Regions from separate parts of the Homo sapiens genome. Here region 2 is linked to region 1. A link is a loop called in an ENCODE intact Hi-C map of the cell type or tissue named here. Cell type or tissue: PC-9. All regions are shown on one strand. Each heading gives the region's core, and the rest is flanking DNA. Links, peaks and the distances in the headings are about the cores only. Region 1 has its middle 20 kb from the start of MIR9898. Region 2 has its middle 22 kb from the start of SMIM41-AS1.

What was found. Hi-C counts contacts between places; a loop is a spot of excess contacts. Peaks named below come from ENCODE experiments on the same cell type or tissue, not always from the same donor. Only the 100,000 strongest peaks of a DNase experiment are listed, where the experiment ranks them.
Region 2: a loop joins it to region 1, with 9 times the contacts of the local background. A loop is called at or near these places in 21 of 110 quality-filtered maps.

The regions. Positions count from the first base shown.
Region 1 is chr12:52,873,825-52,883,935 of GRCh38, reverse strand. No RefSeq gene overlaps it. Among named protein-coding and RNA genes, the nearest start is that of MIR9898, 20 kb to the left of the region's middle. RefSeq lists a silencer at 9,483-9,712. In PC-9, for the core only: a CTCF peak has its summit at 3,908; DNase peaks (open chromatin) are centred at 3,845 and 4,253; H3K4me3 peaks cover 825 bases; H3K27ac peaks cover 1,533 bases.
Region 2 is chr12:52,134,749-52,144,859 of GRCh38, reverse strand. No RefSeq gene overlaps it. Among named protein-coding and RNA genes, the nearest start is that of SMIM41-AS1, 22 kb to the right of the region's middle. RefSeq lists an enhancer at 40-857. In PC-9, for the core only: CTCF peaks have their summits at 1,179 (motif pointing left), 4,939 and 5,145 (motif pointing left); DNase peaks (open chromatin) are centred at 1,049 and 5,139; H3K4me3 peaks cover 53 bases; H3K27ac peaks cover 216 bases.

The DNA of each region.
Region 1 (10,111 bases), core at 856-8,855:
ATGCTGGGCATGGTGGCTCACGCCTGTAATCCCAGCACTTTGGGAGGCCAAGGCAGGAGGATCAAGAAGTCAGGAGTTCGAGACCAGCCTGGCCAAAATGGTGAAACCCCATCTCTACTAAAAATACAAAAAATTAGCCAGGTGTGGTGGCGTGCACCTGTAATCCCAGCTACTAGGGAGGCTGAGGCAGGAGAATCGCTTGAACCCAGGAGGTGGAGGTTGCAGGGAGCTGAGATCACACCACTGCACTCCAGCCTGGGTGACAGAGTGAGACTCCATCTCCCAAAAAAAAAAAAAAAAAAAAAGAAAATGTAGACAGACACATAATGCTGTTTGCTCATTGAAACTTTGGTATATTCCTTGTGTTCACAAAGAATTATGCTTTGCCTTACTTTTTTTTTTTTTTTTTGACGGACTGTCACTCTGTCACCCAGGCTAGAGTGCAGTGGTGTGATCTTGGCTCACTGCAACCTCCGCCTCCCAGGTTCAAGCAATTCTCCTGCCTTAGCCTCTGAAGTAGCTGGGACTACAGGCGCATGCCAACATACCCGGCTAATTTTTGTCATTTTAGTAGAGATGGGGTTTCACCATATTGGTCAGGCTGGTCTCGAACTCCTGACCTCAGGGGATCCACCCGCCTTGGCCTCCCAAAGTGCTGGGATTACAGGTGTGAGCCACCGCGCCCAGCCTGCCTTACTTTTTTTGAAGCATATGGGGCTCTTATTCTCTCACATAGATTGAAATGTAGACACAAGTGTGGTTTAATTTTCTGTTTCTCCTCTGGCTTTGCTCTTCCCCCCGGGTGAGAAATCCGAGGGGTCCAGGGAGTGCACATGCCCAGAAAGGGCCTGTGTCCTGAAGTCCTGTCCAAATGGCCTAAGCATTCTTCCAGGAGCTGCTTGGACTTCTTCCCCATGCCCCACTTCCTGCATACTATTAGTCCTGGGGCAGCTGGGGTGAGAATTAGGGGTGTCTAGATCTGCACTGTCCAGTAAGGTTGCCACTAGTCACATATGGCTACGTGACTTGAAATGCAGCTAATCCGAATTGAGATGTTTTGAGAATATAAATTGTACACTCAATCTTGAAGGCTTAATATAAGGGAAAAAGAATGTAAAATATCATATTATTAATTTTTTATATTAATTACATATTGAAATGATATTTGGAGTATATTGGGTTAAATAAAATATATTATTAAAATTAATTTCACCTACTTTTTAAAATGTGTTTACTAGAAAGTTCCATAAGTGGCTTCCATTTGTATTTAATTTACTTATATATTTCTTTTTTTTTTTTTTTTTTGAGATGGAGTCTTACCCTGTTGCCCAGGCTGGAGTGCAGTGGCACAATCTCGGCTCACTGCAACCTCCACCTTACGGGTTCAAGAGGTTCTCCTGCCTCAGTCTCCTGAGTAGCTAGGACTATAGGCACATGCCACCACGCCTGGCTAATTTTTTTTTTTTTGAGACAGAGTCTCGCCCCGCCTAGGCTGGAGCGCAATGACATGATCTCAGCTCACTGCAACCTCTGCCTCTTGGGTTCAAACGATTCTCCTGCCTCAGCCTCCGGAGTAGCTGGGATTAGAAGTGCCCACCACTACGCCCAGCTAATTTTTGTATTTTTAGTAGAGACGGGGTTTCACCATGTTGGCCAGGCTGGTCTCGAACTCCTGACCTCGTGATCCGCCTGCCTTGGCCTCCCAAAGTGCTGGGATCATAGGCGTGAGCCACCATGGCCAGCCAGCTAATTTTCTGTGTTTTTAGTAGAGACGGGGTTTCACCATGTTAGCCAGGATGGTTACTTACATATTTCTATTGGCCTAGTACAGATAGCACTTGGAAGAGCAGCTGGGGCATCCACAGACTTGTGTGCCAGGCCCCTGGCCTGCAGGAAGGAGCTGAGGTGAGAAGAGCTGGGAACTATGGCTCTCCTTTTGCACCTTTTCCTGGTTCCTCAAATGTTGGGATCAGATCTGAGGCAGCCTCTTTACTCACCCTCTGCCAATCATAGCCACCTGGGAATGTGGTTCCAGAGTGGCCAGAATTTTCAACTTTGCAAAATAAATTAGAAATTTGGATTTTTACATGAAATCTCTTTATTTTCATTTTATTTTATTTTATTTATTTATTTTTTTTAGAGACAGAGTCTTGCTGTGTTGCCAGGCTGGAGTGCAGTGGTTGCCATCATAGCTCACTGCAGCCTCGACCTTCTGGGCTCAAGTGATCCTCCTGCATATGCCTCTGATTTTTAAATGTTGGCAACTAATTCAAATGTTTAGAAAAAACGGCCAGGGACGGGGTGGCTCACGTTTGTAACCCCAATACTGTCTACTAGTTTTCCTCTTCAATTTCCCCTCCTTTGAATGGTTCTCTTTTACTCAGTACAGGAAGCACATACATGTACCGTTCTCCAGGCTCAAGATGGAATCTCACAAAATCCAAACAAGGTAGGAGCAGAGGGCTGGCACGGTGGCTCGTCTGTAATTCCAGCACTTTGGGAGGCTGAGGCAGGCAGATCACCTGAGGTCAGGAATTTGAGACCAGCCTGGCCAACGTGGTGAAACCCTGTCTCTACCAAAAATACAAAAAATTAGCTGGGTGTGGTGTTGCACACCTGTAATCCCAGCTACCCAGCTTGAACCCAGGAGACAGAGGTTGCAGTGAGCTGAGATCGTGCCACTGCACTCTAGCCTGGGTGACAGAGCAAGACTCTGTCTCAAAAACAAAAAACAAACAAACAAACAAAAAACAAAAGAAAAAATGGCTGGGGGTGCAGTGGCTCATGCCTGTAATCCCAGCACTTTGAGAGGCAGAGGCAGGCAGATTGCGTGAGCTCAGGCATTTGAGACCAGCCTGGGCAACATGGCTAGACCCCATCTCCACCAAAGGAAAAAAAAATTGCTGGGGCCGGGCGCAGTGGCTCATGCCTGTAATCCTAGCACTTCGGGAGGCCGAGGCGGGCAGATCACTTGAGGTCAGGAGTTTGAGATTAGCTCGGCTGACATGGTGAAACCCTGTCTTTACCAGAAACACAAAAAATTAGCTGGGTGTGGTGGCACACACCTGTAATCCCAGATACTCAGGAGGCTGAGGCAGGAGAATCGCTTGAAGCTGGGAGGCAGAGGTTGCAGTAAGCCGAGATCACGCCATGGCACTCCAGCCTGGGTGACAGAGTGAGACCCTGAGACACACACACACACACACACACACACACGCCCGGGGGTGGTGGTGCATGCCTGTGGTCCCAGCTACTTGGGATCACTTGACTGGGGGCGGGGGTTGGGGGGGTATGCCAAAGTTTGCATTGAGCAGAGATCGTGCCAGTGCACTCCATTCTGGGTGACAGAGCTAGACCTTGGCTCGAAACAGACAAACAAAAAGCCAAAAAACAAAACAAAAAAAACAAACCCAAAACACACAAAACAAAACAAAACAACCTGTCCTGAACAAAATCAAACAAGCCACAGGAAACACAGCAGAGAGACCGAGGCCAGAGAGGCAAGGCTCGCCTTGATTCCTGCAGCATAAGAACCTGAGCCAGCACAGAGGGGATTGAGGTGCAGCTGATTAAAGGGGCAAAATCTCCAACACCAGCTTCTGCCTTCATTTCTAGACTTTGAGAATCCAGTATTGGCACTGGGGGACAGTGCTGTGCTGGGGACCCAAGGGACACAGAGAAGCGTGGGCAGCCGTAGATTATCCTCTTTCCCTGCAGCCTGCTGTCAGCCTGCTTGAACTTCTGAAGAATGGGCACCAAGACGGCTAGGATTGACCGAAGCGGGATGGATTTGTGCAAACCGGAGAGACATCAGACATCCACTAGGAGGCAGCAGAGGAGCAGGGAAAGAAACTGCTCTCCCGGCTTCTGGAAGCCGAGCCTGCACACCCTCCCACCCCCTCACTACATCCTCCCTATCCCAGGAGGCTGACTTGGGAGGTTGTTGGGTTGCAGGCCACCACTAACCGACAGGGGGGCTTTGTGCAAATCAGAGGAAGCTCCCATCCTCATGGGAAATGTAGGCTAGGGCATGACTTGGTGAGCGGAGCTTGGGGTGGATCAGTCCACGTCCTCCTATGCCCTGTGCCCTTGGCAACGCAGGGGCCATGGTGGGGGGTGGGTGGGGGGAGCTGAGGGCGGAGGGCACTGAGGAGCAGGGTGAGACAGGCGTGCTGCTGCTGGTGTGCCCTCCACTGCACTGTGTACTGGAGGTTTGAGTGCCGGCGCGAGGCAGCAGGGGCTCCCCGCAGAGGGCGCCACATTGCCCCGCGCTAGCTCTGCGCCGGCTCCGGCCTTTCCAGCAGGTGGCGGGTTCCACTCTCTGTCCTGGAGACTGCTGAGGCCCTCGCGGGAGGTCCACGCCTGCACGGGCCTGGGGGCAGAAGCGCGTGGGCAGGACCCAGGAGGACAGGCAAGCCGGCAGCAGACAGGCCCCAGGAGAAAGCAGCCGCCTGTGAGCCAGCGGCTCCGAGGTGCAGCACGCTGTCGTTTTGGAGGCTCAGAGAGGGGAGTTGGGCAGCATCGGGCAGAGCCAGGGTGAGAACTTCCGTGTCCTCACTCTCAGTTCAGTGCGCCTTCCTCCACAGCACTCCTTCCAGTTGATCCCAATCATGTCCCAGCCTGGCCCAAACCCTTCCTTGGAGACACACAAGCCCCTGAGCTTGGCACTCCAGGCCCGCCTGACCCCGCTGAAGTCACCTCTGCCGTGGCCTTCCACTCAGGCAGCTGAATCCCCTGGGGGTTCCCTGAGGAAGTCGCACCCCCTCACACCCTTAGCCCCTGTGCCTGCTGTCCCCCTGTCTGCAATGCACCTCCTATGGCTGACCCATCCACTTGTGAGCCTTTCATCTTCCCAATTTAGTTAGGATTTCCTCCTCTGGAAGCCGTCCCTGCCCCTCCGAGGCTGGGCTCCCCCTACCCTGTGCTACCCCACAGGGCCCTTCTCACCACACCACAGCCTCCCCAGCAGACGGTGAGCTTGGCCAGGGCCCAGTCTGACTGGAATGCTTCTGTATCCCCGTGCCTGGCACAGAGCAGATGGTTGTAAATATCTGCTGTTAAATGAAAGAAAGGCCTTACTACATTCCCTCCCCACCCTCTGCAGCGGCAGCCTTGCCATCATGGAGGGAAGACACGCAGGCAGGGGGCTGTGGGTGTGTGCATGCGTGTGCGCGTGTGTGTACTGTCAGGTGCACATATGGAGGGCCTCAGGCACCAGAGACAAGGAATAATTCCTATGGGAGATTGTATGTGCATAGGCGCAGACAGGTACAGACAGGCACAGACAGACATGTGCACACCAACCCAGAAAGATGTGGAGCTTCATACACACGGGGAGATTTATTTAAAACAAAAACAATTTTCATGGAAGTGTAACATACATAGAGAGAAGTACTCAAGTCATAAGTCTACAGTGTGATGAAGTTTCACAAACTGAACAGATCATGCTACCAGCACTCATGTCAGGAAGCAGAGCAGAGTCAGCCCCCAGAAGTCCCAGTGAGAGCTGCATTTTTTTTTTTTTCCAGACAGGGTCTCGTTCTGTTGTCCAGGCTGGAGTGCAGTGGTGTGACCAAGGCTCACTGCAGCTGCAGCTTCAACTTCCCAAGCTCAAGTGATCCTCCCACTTCAGCCTCCTGAGTAGCTGGGACCACAGATGTGTGCCACCCTGCCTGGCTAATTTTTATTTATTTTTTGTACAGACAAGTTCTGACCACGTCGCCCAGGCTAGTGGGAGCATTTTGAACACCTGCTGCCTGACTCCTAAGCTGAAAGGCGGAGGGGGAAGGGCACAGGGAGGAGAGTCTGGCGCCCTCCAAGGGCCTGGCCTGCCCTGAGTTGCTCTAGGGGTGTTACTGCTTTTTAACCTCAGGCCCTATCTCTGATGACTTTCCTGCCACCGTCATTGCCCCTACTACTCCAGCACCTGGGTCTGCCGGGCCCTTGAACAGCTCCCTCCTGGGTCTGCCCGGCCCTTGCACAGCTCCCTCCTGGGCCAGCAGGCTCAAGGGTTTATGTGTCCTCTTCCCAGGTCCACCTCAGGTGCCATAGGGCTTCTACGGTTTTGAGCTCTTACCAGCCATTGGCTTATTTCTGCTTTCTTCCCCATGCCTGAGGGGCTGGTCTGTGAGAGGGCATGGCTTTGGCAGTGACATTTTGCAGCTCCTTGCCCCAGCCAGGCTTATCATGGCTCTTGGGTAGGGGCAGCAGGGATAAAACGAAGGCTACTCCGATGTCCTGGAACTGCAAAGCCAATGGGTGGGCAGTGTGCAAAGACCTGTCCCCCAGAGCCAGCTATCCCAGTGCAGAGCTGGCATGACTGTGTTTGGGACAATGACAAGAGCCTCCTGACACTGTGCAAGTCTGTGTGTTGAGACATGCATAGAGACGCTGTGTCCAGCTGTGCATATTTTATGGGGACTATGCATGAAACTATGTGTGAGATGGGGGTTTGGGACACCGTGTGGTGTGCTGGGAGTATATATGATTGAGTTGCACGTGCAGGGCTGTGTGCTGTGGGCCTGTGACAGGGAGTGCTGGTTAGGTATCTGTTCCAGTGGTGGTGTGTGTGCTTGAAAGCCTGTGTGTGTGTGTGTGTGTGTCTGTGTGTGTGTGTAGATGTGTTTGTTGGTTAGGGGCAGTGTGGACAGAATACCTTGTTTACAGTGGAACTGTAGTTCTAGATGTGTTTGCTGACTGCAACCAGGAAGTTACCTGTGGGGACCCAATGTTGGTGAGGAGGGGTCCACCTAAAAAGGAGAAGGGCTGGGTGCGATGGCTCATGCCTATGATCCCAATACTTTGAGAGATGGGAGAATTGCTTGAGGCCAGGAGTTTGAGATCAGCCTGGGCAACACAGTGAGACCCTGTCTCTGTGAAAAATTAAAAATTAAAAAATTAGTCGGGCATGATGGCATGTGCCTATAGTCCTAGCTTACTTGAGAGGCTAAGGCAGGAGGATTGCTGCAGCTCAGGAGTTCAGGGCTGCAGGCAGCTATCGCACAACTGCACTTCAGCCTGGTCAACAGAGTGAGACCCTGTCTCAGAATAGGTAAATAATAAATAAAATAAAAATGAAAAAGAAGGCACAGGGTTGGAGGTGAGAGGCTCTGAGCCAGGCTGCCCCTTCCTCGTGGGGTCTTAACTGCCTGGTCCCTTTCCTCACCTCCAGCTGTGGGGATCAAGCACCCTGCCTACCCACTCACCTGCAGAAATGGGCTAGGTGCGGCCTAGGCTGAGGCCCAGATGCTGAGATGGCAGGCCTAAGGAGGAGGGGGTGGGGCAGCGACGTGCCCGAGCAGTGGGCAGCTTGCCCTGTGCTGAGCTGGGTTGGCAGCTGGTGCTGGGAGCAGGCGGGGCCCCACTCAAGCAGGCTGGGGCAGGTTGGGCAGGGCCTGTCTCAGGCATGGAGGAGATGGAGCTGATGGAGCAAGCCCAGGCCTTGTTTGTGCCAAGATGGAAGGTTGAGGGGCAGTGGTGCGTGCTGTGGGAGGAAGGTGTGTCATGCTCATGGTCTGTGCACACATATCCCCATCGTGAGTGCATTTAACTCATGTGTGCATTTGATTTGCGTGTGCATTTGATTTGTGTGTGCATTTGTATTCCTCCTTCCTACGTTGTGTACATGGATCCATGGGTCTGTGTGAGTGCATGGGTGGTTGTGTGTTTGTGTGACTGGCACTGGATGTGCTTGTGTGAGAGTCTTGCATGGATATATGTTTGTGGGATGGTTGTGCGCCCGAGTGACTGTTGTGTGTACATGCTTGTTGGAAAGGCCTATGTGGCTTTTGCATATTATGTTTGGGGAACACATCTGTTGTGAGTTTGTGTTCACATAGGTGTTTTCTCAAAGGCATGTGTGTGTGCATGCCTGTTCCTCTGTGTGTACATCAGTAGTCCGGGTCTTAGGCCCAGAGGGCAGAGGGGCACTGGTGGGCTGTCCATTGTGAGTGCCTGTGGGGAGCAGAGGAAGAGGTCTAGGTTTTCTGGGTCGGGGCTTGAGTGGGTTTGGTCAGGCCCCTGAGCTGGTTTGTTCCTACAACAGCTTCAAACGTTCTTCTCACTCCCTCATCATCCTCTTTTTGGTGGTTCTGACTGTGTGTGTGTGTGTGTGTGTGTGTGTGTGTGTGTGTGTGTGAGTAATGACCTGCACACCATTGTGAATCTGTGTGTAATGACTCCACTGATTCCTTCATGTCTGTTGGTAACAGCTCTATATATCAGGTGTGCACCACATGAAACATGCACGTGTGTGTGTCTGGGCATCTTTGCAATGACCCCCACAGCTGGATCTGTGCACTGTGTCCAGCAGCCATTGTGCATGTGTATGTGAGTGTGTGTGTGTGTCCTACAAAGTGTGCGTGGGTCGAGCTGCAGGGTCCTCTTCCCCAGCCCCGGGATCTGGCATATCCTGTTGCCTACTCCAAACCCCACATGTACTGACTCTTGGCTTCTTTCTCCTTCCCACCCCAGTCCCTCTCACAGTCCTGGGGGATCCTCTCTTGGTATGGGAAAGCCTGGATGAAGTTGAAGGCTGGTCTCCCTGTGGAGGTGGTGGAGTTTCCCCCAGGTTTGCTGTGGGGCCAGGTGGAGGCCACTCCTGGCTAAGGCGCTCAGGGAACAGCCACAGCCGTGGAAAGAGCATACACTTTAGAGCCAGAGAGTCCTGGGTTCAAATCCAGATTTGCTCATATACTGTGCCAGTGTGACCTTGAGCCACCACGTAGGCCTCAGTTTCTCCCCGGTAAAATGGGGATTATGTTTGTTTTTGGAGTTGCTGTGAGAAGCATCGATAAGGTGAACACGAAGCTCCTAGCATGGCACACATGGCCCACAGTAGTCTCTGGACAATTGTGGGTCCTTTTCCCTTTTTGAGGGATCACTTGGTTTAAGATCACTTTTGAGATCTTGCTTTAAAATCACTTTGAGATATTTCAGGCACTGCTGTAGGGATTGAGCCTGGCCTGCAGGGTAGCATCTGGCCCCAGACCTTCAGGGGCCCTGGCACTGTGGAGGGGGCAGAGCCAGAGCTGGAGAATTACTCAGAGCTAACCCCTGAGGGGCCTGTCCTGGCCGCTGTGAGACAGAGGCACAGAGCTGCTAAGCTCTTCCCCACTTCTGGGGAAGTGGGGTGTAGGGGGGCACAGAGATGATCTGGAGTGGTGGAGGTCAGTGATGCTCCAAAGAGACCAACAGGCAGATTCCAAAAGACCACAGTCCATCGGCCACACTCATAAAGATCTTAAGACACAGAGACACCCCCAGAAAGACAGGCACACAACCTCCCGTTGTGGGGACAGAAGGCCCCACCGCCCATGGACAGACACACAGTCTCCCAGAAGAACAGATACCAGATTCTCCTCCCTAGAGCGGGACAAATTCTCCCACAGGGACAGAAACGCATTCTCCCCACAACACTCTCCTCTGCCCCGGGGGAGGACGCGAAGGGGGCGGAAGGCAGGCCAGGCTCCCCCTGCTGAGTCAGGCTCTCCCGGCTTAGCGGGCGGGTCTGGGGTGGGAAGAGGCCGGGCGCCCGTCCAGCTCCAGAGGTGGGGTGCTGGATGAGTCACCGCGGAGCGGGCGCGGCCGGCGCCGCCCTGGGGCCCCCGGCCGCCGTGGGAGCGCTCGGGCCCAGCCAATCGGCGGCCGCCACCCGGCTCTAGCGCTCTGCCCCGCCCCGCCGCGCCCCGCGGGCTTCCAGGTTCCCAGGGCCTCTAGCCGCCCCGAGAGACCCCTGACGCGGCACCCAGCCAGACTCCATGGTCTCTACTTCTGGAGAGAGGCTGTCGGTGACGGAGCACAGGGCTCTCAGGGGAACCGAGCGGAGACGTCTCAGCTCCTCTTCGAGGGGCCACTCCCCGCCACTCCCACCTGTGGATTAGGGGCACGGGTGGCTCTGCGGGGGGTGGGAGGCAGCCTCGCTCTTCTTCCTTCTTACCCCCCTCTGAGCTCTTCCCGGAATGTCTCTGCGGGGCACTCAGCTCCTCCTTGAAGGAGACAGGCTGCCTTGTTTGCCAGGCTCAGGGGCACAGGGGCATTTCCTGCTACGGTCTTGACGGCAGAAGTTCTCTGTCCACAGTCAGCAACACCACACGCTGTCATCTGCTTCAGA
Region 2 (10,111 bases), core at 864-8,863, 740 kb after region 1:
CAGGAAGTTCTTCTAGTCATCTAACCTCGATTCCCTACGATGCAGTCCAAGAGGAAAAGGAGATTCTCCTCCCAGTGAACCTCTCCCCTCCAGCTGCCATCCAGGCCCAGGCCCCGGCCCCTCTTGCCTGCTGACCACTCGGGCCCCTAGCCCCACCCCAGCTGGTCTCCCTGCCTGGGCCCCGCCCTCCACTACGGGCTCTTCACTAACGGTCAAGGCCCCAACACTCAGCCATCCCACCCAGCAGCCTGACCCCCACAGATCCTCACCACACCAGACCGCTATTGCTGTCAGGAGGTCCCACATCTTCCACCTCCCTGGTTTTGCTAGGCCGCCCATGGCCTGGAGTGCACTCCCTGGTGAAATCTTGTCTTTCCTACAAGGGGAGCGTCCCCTCTCTGAGCCCGGACCACTGTGCTCTGTGGTCTGATGGCCCTTTCCCCGCCCCTACCCCACAGCTTTGTGGTGGGCCTCTGCCACCCTCCAGCCCTCCAGCTTCCTGAGGGCACAGCCTCTCTGGGCGCAGCTCTTGCTGCCTGGCACAGCTGTGACACCTCCATCCCTCCTGCTACTGTGTGGAGGCCAGGCCCTAGGTGCTTCCCACTGTCCCTTCAACAGTCCTGCAACATTGGTGTCCTTCTCCCCATTGTACTTACAAGGACACTGAGGCTACAACCGTTTTAGGGATGAACCAAGGTGAAGAGTGGGGATTACACCTCAAAGCTCGCCCTCCAAAGGAGCCTGCTGAAGATCTGCCTCCAGTGGGTGATGAGGTGGGGAGCCCTGGGGAAGGAGCTGGAGGGCAAACGAGGCCAGGCCCAGCCTTTCACCTATGTCCAAGGAATCCTACCGTGAGGTCCCCAGGCTCCACAGAACCCACACCATGAACTCTGCCCACACCACACACACACACACACACACACACACACACACACACACACACACAGCTAAGCTGCATGTACACACCCACCCAGCTCCTGTACCCCCACACCCCGAGGCCTGTACCCACACACAGACGTGCTCCTCCCCAACCCCTCTCCTGGCCTTCTCCACCCACACCCAGACCTGCCGGGCAGGCCAAGCAGGCCCAGCTGCCGGGAGAGGCTCCAGAGGCTCCCCACCCCCACTTGGAGCCAGGATGCTGGGGTTCTGTGGGGCAGGAGCGCCCCCAGCTGACAGGTGTGGGACACATAGGGGACAAGGACCCAACCCAGGACCCAGACCAGAAAAAAAGAGTCCTCCGTGCCCCAGACCCCCTGGCCACCCACTGCTTCTAGAACTTACTGAGCACCCAGGCCCAAATTAGAGGGCATGACCCAGGGGAAGAGAAGAGAGGAGGTCAGGCCTGGCACCACGCTAGCAAAAACACAGTGGCCAGAGGCAGGCAGCGTGGCCAAAGTGTAGATGTTGCCTCGGGCTCAGTGATGGAGGGGCCAGGGGCTGGAGATGAAGAAAGGATCTCATGCGACTCTCAGGTTTCTGGGACTGGCTGGCTGGGGAGACCAAGGGGCTGGGAAGGCGGCTGAAGAGCTCATCTCAGACATGTTGGGTCTGAGGGACCTGAGCAGCTTCCTGGTGGAGGCCAGCAGGAGGGGGACACTCACGTCTGAAGCTCTGGCTAGTCAAGGGACATGGCAGGGAAGCGGGGAGATTCCTTATGGCCCACTGTCCCCCTGTCTGGCCTCTGCCCCATGCTCGTGCAAGTCTTCTCTTCTCAAAATGGGCTTAGTGCAGATAAGCCTCTGCTAAGGTCCCTTCCTGCCCTTGTGCTTGTCATTACCCGCCCACCCTCTCTCCACCGGGCCTCAGTGCCCTGCAGAGCCCTCCTGAGGACACACACTGAGGACACAGGTTCTATCAACTCCCATTAATTGAGCACTTACTATGTGCTAGGCACTTTGCTAAGGAGGTCACCAGCCTGAGTGAACATGGGGTCACTTTGACATCAATGCCCAAGTCAGAGAGGCTCCTGGCCCTCAGCTGCGTGCTGCAGGGCCTCAGGTAGTCCCTCAGAAAGTCCTCCAGTTAATTTCGGGGCCCCAGGAATACTGCCCTATAAGCAGGAGCAAGCCTGCACTGGCTGTGCTCTGCTTCCCTGCGAAGACACCGCTGCCTCCGTGGCATGAGAACTCTGCTCTGGAGAGCACCCATCCTCCACCCATGGCCAGCTCAGTCCTCAGCCCTCAAAGCCTCAGTTGTCTGTGACCGGATGCTGAGGAGGAGGGATGGGGAGCAACTCTTCCCTCTCTAAACACCATGCCCCAGGCCCTGAGGCCACACTGTTTAGGCCAGAATCTTAGAGGCCTTCAAAAACAAGTCTCCCTCATTCCCTGGTCCCAATCTCCTTAACCTCTAAGGGTCCCCTCTTGGCAGCCCTTCAAGCAAGCAGGGCTGACACTGAGCCTACCCTATCCACTGTCTCCCAGCCCCCTTACTCCCCAAACACCTGCTACACAGACCTCCAGCCTCTTCCACCAGTCCAGACACCAAATGCACCAAATACACCAGATATTATCATTACTGTACCCAACACTTTACTGTATGCTCTAGACTATGCCATTCCCTATATTATCCCTATAATAAGGACAACTGAGGAGGAGACTGAAGGTCAGAGAGGTTAAGTCATCTACTGAGGTCACACAGGTAGATTGGAACCAAGGCACATGCAACCCCAACCCTTCAGGGTAACGCCTGAATCCCCAGCACTGCTCCATGGAGAAGCCGCAGAGCCCGGGGGTCTGCACTCTCTTACCCCTATGCTTGCACTCATGCCCACAGGCTGTCTAGGCCCCAACCGGCTTCCCCCAGCCCTGCGCCCACCTTTCCAGACCCGGCTGCCTCGTGCGTCCTCATTGAAGCCTTTCCCCACACCCTCTGGCTGAGTGAGGTGCTCCTTCTCTGTGCTGACCTCTAATGTGACTCTTTCCTTTCTCACTTTAAGAAAAGTGAGAAAGCATCTTCATTCTAGATGCTGCAGATCCTAAAATACTACTGTGGACAAAGCCCAGATCCCTCCTCTAGTAGGGCTTACCTCCTGGGTGAGGAAGAAGGACCATAAAATAAAAGAACACTGTGAGGGCCGCTATGTGGGCATGCAGCCCAGGCAGCCACCCAGGGTCCCGCTCTGCTGCCTGGGAGTTCTTAATAATTTTTAAATGAAAGTCCCCACATTTTCATTTTGCATTGAGACTACAAGTTATGCAGCCAGTCTTAAAGACAGTATGTTAGGCGGCAGCGGCTATGGAGAGAAATAACACAGGAGAGGGGAATGGAGGGGCAGGAGGAGGGATCATACATTTAAGTAGTGTGGTCAGGGAAGGCTTCACTAGAAGGTAATGTCTCTGAAGACCTGAAGGAGGCGGGAGAGCCAGCCATGTGGTTGAGGGTGGGAGGGGTGATGGATGGAGAGAGCATTGTGGGAGATGGGGGCTGAGAGCCTGAGAGGCTCACATTAAGACCTGGCTTTCCTTTGCTGAGACCAGAAGACGCACATCATAGCATAGTGGGGCACATAGCAAAGTGACATGACCTGATTAAGGATTCAGCAGGACCCCTGCTGCAGGGGCAAGGGCAGAGGCCAGTAGATCACCTTAACACTTTCTTGAAATCACTTTTCTGTCTCCCAGTAGGCCTGTTGGACTCGGGTGGGGAGGAGGAGTGGAGGCATTGGAGGGGATGGCCAAGCATCTGGTCTGGGCAACCACGAGGGCAGAGGAGACACTCAAACGAATCCAGAGACCATCAGAAGAAGACAGAGTGAGCAGGGTGAATGATGGGGAGACGAGGGGCCCACAGATGGCAGCTTTCACCCAGAAGCTGACCACAGGCCCTGCCAAAGTCAAGGGCCCACCCGCAGACACCTACACCCCACCCAATATTGAAGCCCGACCATTCCTACATATTGACAGGGAGGATAAAGGCCTAGAGCTGCCTCTTACCTTCTCCTGCTCTCTGGAATCAGGGCACTTTCTCCTCCTGATTCCCTCAGATCTTCCCACCCCTTCCCATCTCTCTCACAACCTCAGGAAGCATGACAGCTCCTGCAATAGTGAATTAGCATTTCACTCACAGAGGGGACCTCCAGATAGGACAGCACTGCTCAGTCCAGCCTGAAACCAGGGTCTCCTCTGCAGCATCCTGTGTGGCAAGTGCACTCTGCTTGTGCACTGCCAGTGCCCAGTAAGTTACTTCCTCACCAGGAAGCCCCTTCCATTCTTGAACAGCTCAGATTGCAAATCTGCCCACCCATCAGCTCTCTCCAGGCAGGAGATCCTGCCTGGTCTCCATGGAAGACACATGGAATGCAGCGACCCCCTCCTCCATGTGATAGGGGCAGGGTGGAGAGAGAACTAGCTTCTGAAGCACTTCCTCTGTTCTGGGCCCATGGGACACAGGTATCAGCAGCCAGCTATGGTCTCTGCCCTCGGGGAGAGAGGGTACTCTCTCAGATAGATCACTACAATGCAAATGAAAAAAGAAAAGAGGCCAGTTGCAGTGGCTCACGCCTGTAATCCCAACACTTTGGGAGGCCTAGGAGGGTGGATCACTTGAGGTCAGGAGTTTGAGACCAGCCTGGCCAACATGGTGAAACCCCGTCTCTACTAAAAATACAAAAATTAGCCGGGCATGGTGGTACACGTCTGTAATCCCAGCTAGTCAGGAGGCTGAGGTGGGAGAATCACTTCAACCCAAAAGGCAGAGGTTGCAGTGGGCTGAGATCACACCACTGCACTCCAGCCTGGGCTACAGAGAGAGACTCCATCTCAAGAAAAAAAAAAGAATAAAGAAAAGAATATTGAACTTTATTGAGCAATGACCATGTAATATGCACTGTTCTAAGCACTTTATATAAAGCAAATAATTTCATTATTCCCAAAGCCCTAGATAGGTCGGGTTCTGTTATTCTGTTTACTTCACATATGCAACCAACCCAGTCATGCAGATCCTGTCAGTGGATCAGAATGTGAACTCTGGAGCCATGCTCAGAGGAGCAGCCAGCTGAAATTAGCACCTAGCTCTGCCGGTTTGAAGTTTGGGCCAGAGTTCCACCTTTCAATTTAAAGCATTTATCTCTTCCATTGTCTCCAAAATACAAAATGCCTCTTTTTCCCAGAACACCTGGACCAGGTGGGAAGGGGCACAGTACAGCAGTGCCATCTAGGGACAGAAGCGTACACTGCAGAGGTTTCAGTGCAGTGGCACCGGGCCCTGGGGCAGAGACCCAGAATCCCCAGCGCCATTCACCTCCCCACTATGGGGTGCCATTCAAAACTGCACACTTGATCTGCTTCCTAAAGTTACTCGTCAGAAGACAGCCCGCTGCAGAGCGGTGCCACTAAAACTCTGTTGTTTGTTCAAGGGTCCCATCTCCTTTTTAGTATGAATGTAGGTGACTTTAAGAGTTCTGAAACCCGGCCAGGCGCAGTGGCTCAGGCCTGTAGTCCCAACACTCTGGGAGGCTGAGGCAGGCGGATCACTTGAGGTCAGGAGTTCAAGACCAGCCTGGACAACATAGTGAGACCCCCCGTCTCTACTACAAATACAAATACACCGGGCATGGTGGTGCATGCTGGTAATCCCAACTACTCGGGAGTCTGAGGCAGGAGAATCGCTTGAATCCAGGAGACGGAGGTTACAGTAAGCCAAGATCGCCCCACTGCACTCCGGGCCCCACTGCACTCCAACCTGGGCTCCGCTCCACAAAAAAAACAAAAAAGAGTTCTGAAACCCAGTAGTTTAGCAGAAGGACTCATATAGTCCCTGAGCAGCTAAGTTGTACCTGTTTCTGGTGTCAGGCAAACTTGAAAGAGTGACCTTATCAGGACTCCGGAAAAGGAGAGGGTATCCACACACTATGCTGGCAACACTCTTCCTTAAGCTGGGTGGTGGATACATAGATATTCATTATATTAAACTTTGCATATATTTATAGATATGAAATATATTGTTTAAAGTGTATTAATTCTTTAAGACAAACTTTCCATTTCGGACCAACTCTGTATCATGCATTTGAACAGAGCACCCACAAGGAACCACAAACAGCCCTGGAGGAGAAGCCCACAGGGAAAGCTCAGTTTGTGGCTCTGCACCACCCACCGGCAAATCAAATCAGCCCAGAGAGCAGATCAGGAAGTTACATGCAACTCCAGCCTTAGAACTCTGCCCGTGGAGCTGCTGGAGTTCAGTGTACAGAGCTGCATGGGGTAGTTTATTCATTTGAAAAATAATTAGTAAACACCTACTACATGCTAAGCCCTGTGTGAGCTGCTGGGAATCTAGGAGTGAGGTGGACGTGTCTCCTTCCAACAGAGCATGACCTCTGTGTTGGAAATGAGTCCTGCCCATAGACAGCAACAGACAAGATAGAAAGTGGGAGGCATCATAGGGGAGACATGGGGGATCACCTCCTCCTCGGGAAGATCTTGGGAAATGATCGCTTCCACCTTAGGAAATCCAGAAAGGCTGCTCAGAGGGAAAGGCATAAAGCCAGGCCTTTAAAGATGGCTAGAGTTTGATTTGCTGGAAGGAAGAGACTCGCTCTAGAAGGAGGGAACAGTGTCAGGAAAATCCCAGAGGGAGAGGATCCAGGGAGAGGTTTGGGGAACAGCCAGAAGGGGAAGGATTTTAGAAAAGGAATCCTGTATTCTCAGGCTGGAGAAGTAGCTGAGTTCCCCATGACAGCAGCCCTTGAAGGAGTTTAGCCTTGACCCAGCGAGAGCAGGGAGCCATGGGTGGTGTTTGAGCAGGAGAGTGCTCCAGTCAGTGTTGCAGCTGTGTACTGTGTGGTCAGAGCAGGGAGCAACTGGAGGCAGGGAACCCCTGAAGCTGCCCAGTGAGCAGACCCGTGGGTCTGTGTGGGGAGGTGAGCAGCGGGGGAAAGGAGTCCCACCATGGGTCTGTCCTGCCAGTGAGTCTCTCCAGGCCAAGGGGTTTTACTTGGCAGGCCCTCCCCCAGCCAGAGCAGATGGGAGTTAACCAGCCCAAAGCCAAGGGTGCCCATCCCTTTCCTGCCTGGCTCCATTCACCACCAACCCGCAGTCCTCTCTCAACATCTTTCTCAGTCCCGCAGCCCACACTACTTCCAGCCCACTGAGCACCCTCGGAGAGAGGCAGACAGTTCAGCATGCGTTGAGTACCTTTGTGTGCACAGCATCCACTGGGCCCTGAGGGGAGAAGCAGGGAGAGAAGCTTAGCCCTCGCCCTTAGGAGTTTAGATCTGAAAGGACCAGAGGTAGCTAGATGGGAAAGCTGCACTCTACAAGGTGGAACCTTTAGGAGCCCACATGCCCTCTCCTCCCACTCAAAAAAATTCTCCCCACCCATGAGAGATGCCTTGCTTAGATCCAAAACTTTGGTCCTTATAATGGATTGAATGGTGGCTCCAAAAAGGGCTGGGTGTGGCGGCGCACACCTGTAGTCCCAGCACTTTGGGAGGCTGAGGCGGGCAGATCACCTGAGGTCAGGAGGTTGAGACCAGCCTGGCCAACATGATGAAACGCTGTCTCTACTAAAAATACAAGTATTAGCCAGGCGTGGTGTCAGACACCAGTAATCCCAGTTATTCGGGAGGCTGAGGCAGGAGAATCGTTTGAGCCTGGGAGGCAGAAGTTGCAGTGAGCCAAGATCACACCACTGCACTCCAGCCTGAGAGACAGAGCGAGACCCCATCTCAAAAAAATAATAATAAAATAAAATATATATATATATGCACCCAATCCTAGAACCTGTGAATTTGATCTTAATTGATAGAAATGTCTTTGCAGTAGTAATCAAGTTAAGGATCTCTAGGCGAGATCATCCTAAGTTGTCTGGGTAGGACCTAATTCCAGTGACAAGTGTCATTAAGAGACAGGAGAAGACATGGACACATAGAGAAGGAAAAGGTGATAGAAAGATGGAGGCAGAGTTTAGAATGATGCAGCCACAAGCTAAGGAACGCCTGCAGCCATGAGAAGCTGGAGGAGGCCAGAAAGTTCTCCCCGAGAGCCCTCAGAAGGAGCACAGCCATACACACATCTTAATTTGGGACTTCTGGACTCCAAAGCTGTGAGAGACTCCATTTCTGTTGTTTTAAGCCACCAAGTTGGTGGGAATTTGTTACAGCAGCCACAGTAGACTAACACTGTCCTTAAAATGAAAACATCTCTGGGAGAAGAATTCCATGGTTGCAGGTCTTTAAAAATTTCAGAGCTGGAAGGGGTCACAGAGGACGTCAGATCCAGCTGCCCCAGTCTGACACTTGACAGACTTAGGCCCAAAAAAGGGGAGAACCTTTTCCCACAAGGTCAGAAGTAGAAATCAACTCAGAGACCAGGGTTCTGCCAGCCTCCCCTGTGCCCAGGTTCTGTTAGAGAGGAAGAATATTTGCCATTAGGCAATAAAAGGCAACAAGGAGCCAGAGAATGGGGACCTTGGGGTCCCTAAAGACACACTTCCCAGTTTTCGCCTATGCAGTAGAGATGAGACTTTTCTCTTCCACCTTCACTCGAGCCCTGGGGTCTCAGGAGTGGCACTGTGAACACCATCCAGCTTGACTCAGCAAAGTACAATGGATCATAGGAGATAAGTAGAAATAAATAAGAAATAGAAAGAACAGGCCGGGCGCAGTGGCTCATGCCTGTAATCCCAGCACTTTGGGAGGCCGAGGTGGGTGGATCACGAGGTCAGGAGATTGAGACCATCCTGGCTAACACGGTGAAATCCCATCTCTACTTTAAAAAATACAAAAAAATGGCTGGGCACGGTGGCTCATGCCTGTAATCCCAGCTCTTTGGGAGGCCGAGGTGAGTGGATCACGAGGTCAAGAGATCAAGACCATCCCGTCCAACATGGTGAAACCCCATCTCTACTAAAAATACAAAAAATTAGCCAGCCGTGGTGGCAGACGCCTGTAGTCCCAGCAACTCGGGAGGCTGAGGCAGGAGTATGGTGTGAACCCGGGAGGCGGAGCTTGCAGTGAGCTGAGATCATGCCACTGCACTCCAGCCTGGGCAGCAGAGCGAGACTCTGTCTCAAAAAAAAAAAAGAAAAAGAAAAAAGAAATAGAAACTACAGAAGGAGGGTTGGGCATGGTGGCCTGTAATCCCAGCACTTTGGGGGGCCGAGGCAGGGTGGATCACCTGAGGTCAGCCGTTCGAGACCAGCCTGGCCAACATAGTGAAACTCCATCTCTACTAAAAATACAAAAATTAGCCGGGTGTGGTGCCATGCACCTGTAATCCCAGCTACTCGGGAGGCTGAAGCAGAGAACTGCTTGAACCCGGGAGGTGGAGGTTGCAGTGAACTGAGATCGCGCCACTGCGCTCCAGCCTGAGCAATAAAGCGAGACTCTGTCTCAAAAAAAGAAAGTACAGAAGGAGAGGTAGATGCTAAAAACTAGAAGGCATCAAAGACAATGGCAATAAATTGATGGTGATAAGTAATTGATAGGTATTTTCATGCACATACAGATAACACAGATGAGAGGTATATGGGGTGAAAGGTCTCCCCTGAGCTCCAGACTCTTATCCCCACCTGCCTACTCACATCTCCACTGGAATGCCTCATGGACATTTCAAAGTTAACATGTCAAATAAGACTCGTTTCTCCCCTTCATTTACTTTGGGAGGGATGCCCTGCCATGTACCTTGATCACTGGACCCTGAAAGTTTTACCAATTTCATAGTCCTCTGAATCTTTGTACCGTTTTTTTGTTTGTTTGTTTGTGTTGAGACCGAATCTCATGCTGTCACCCAGGCTGGAGTGCAATGGCGCAATCTCATCTCACTGCAACCTCCACCTACCTGGTTCAAGTGAACCAGCCTCCTGAGTAGCTGGGATTACAGGTGTCCGCCACCACGCCTGGCTAAATTTTGTATTTTTAGTAGAGACGGGGTTTCGACCTGTTGGCCAGGCTGGTCTTGAACTCCAGACCTCAAGTGATCTGCCCGCCTCAGCCTCCCAAAATGTTTGGGGATTACAGGCGTGAGCCACTGCACCCGGCCAATCTTTGTAGAGTTTATCTCCCACCATCAGAAGCACACGGTGTCTTGCCTCCAGAGTACTAGCCACTTCTTGCTCATCAGACCCTATTAGCACAATATCATCCATGTGACAGATCAATAAAACATCT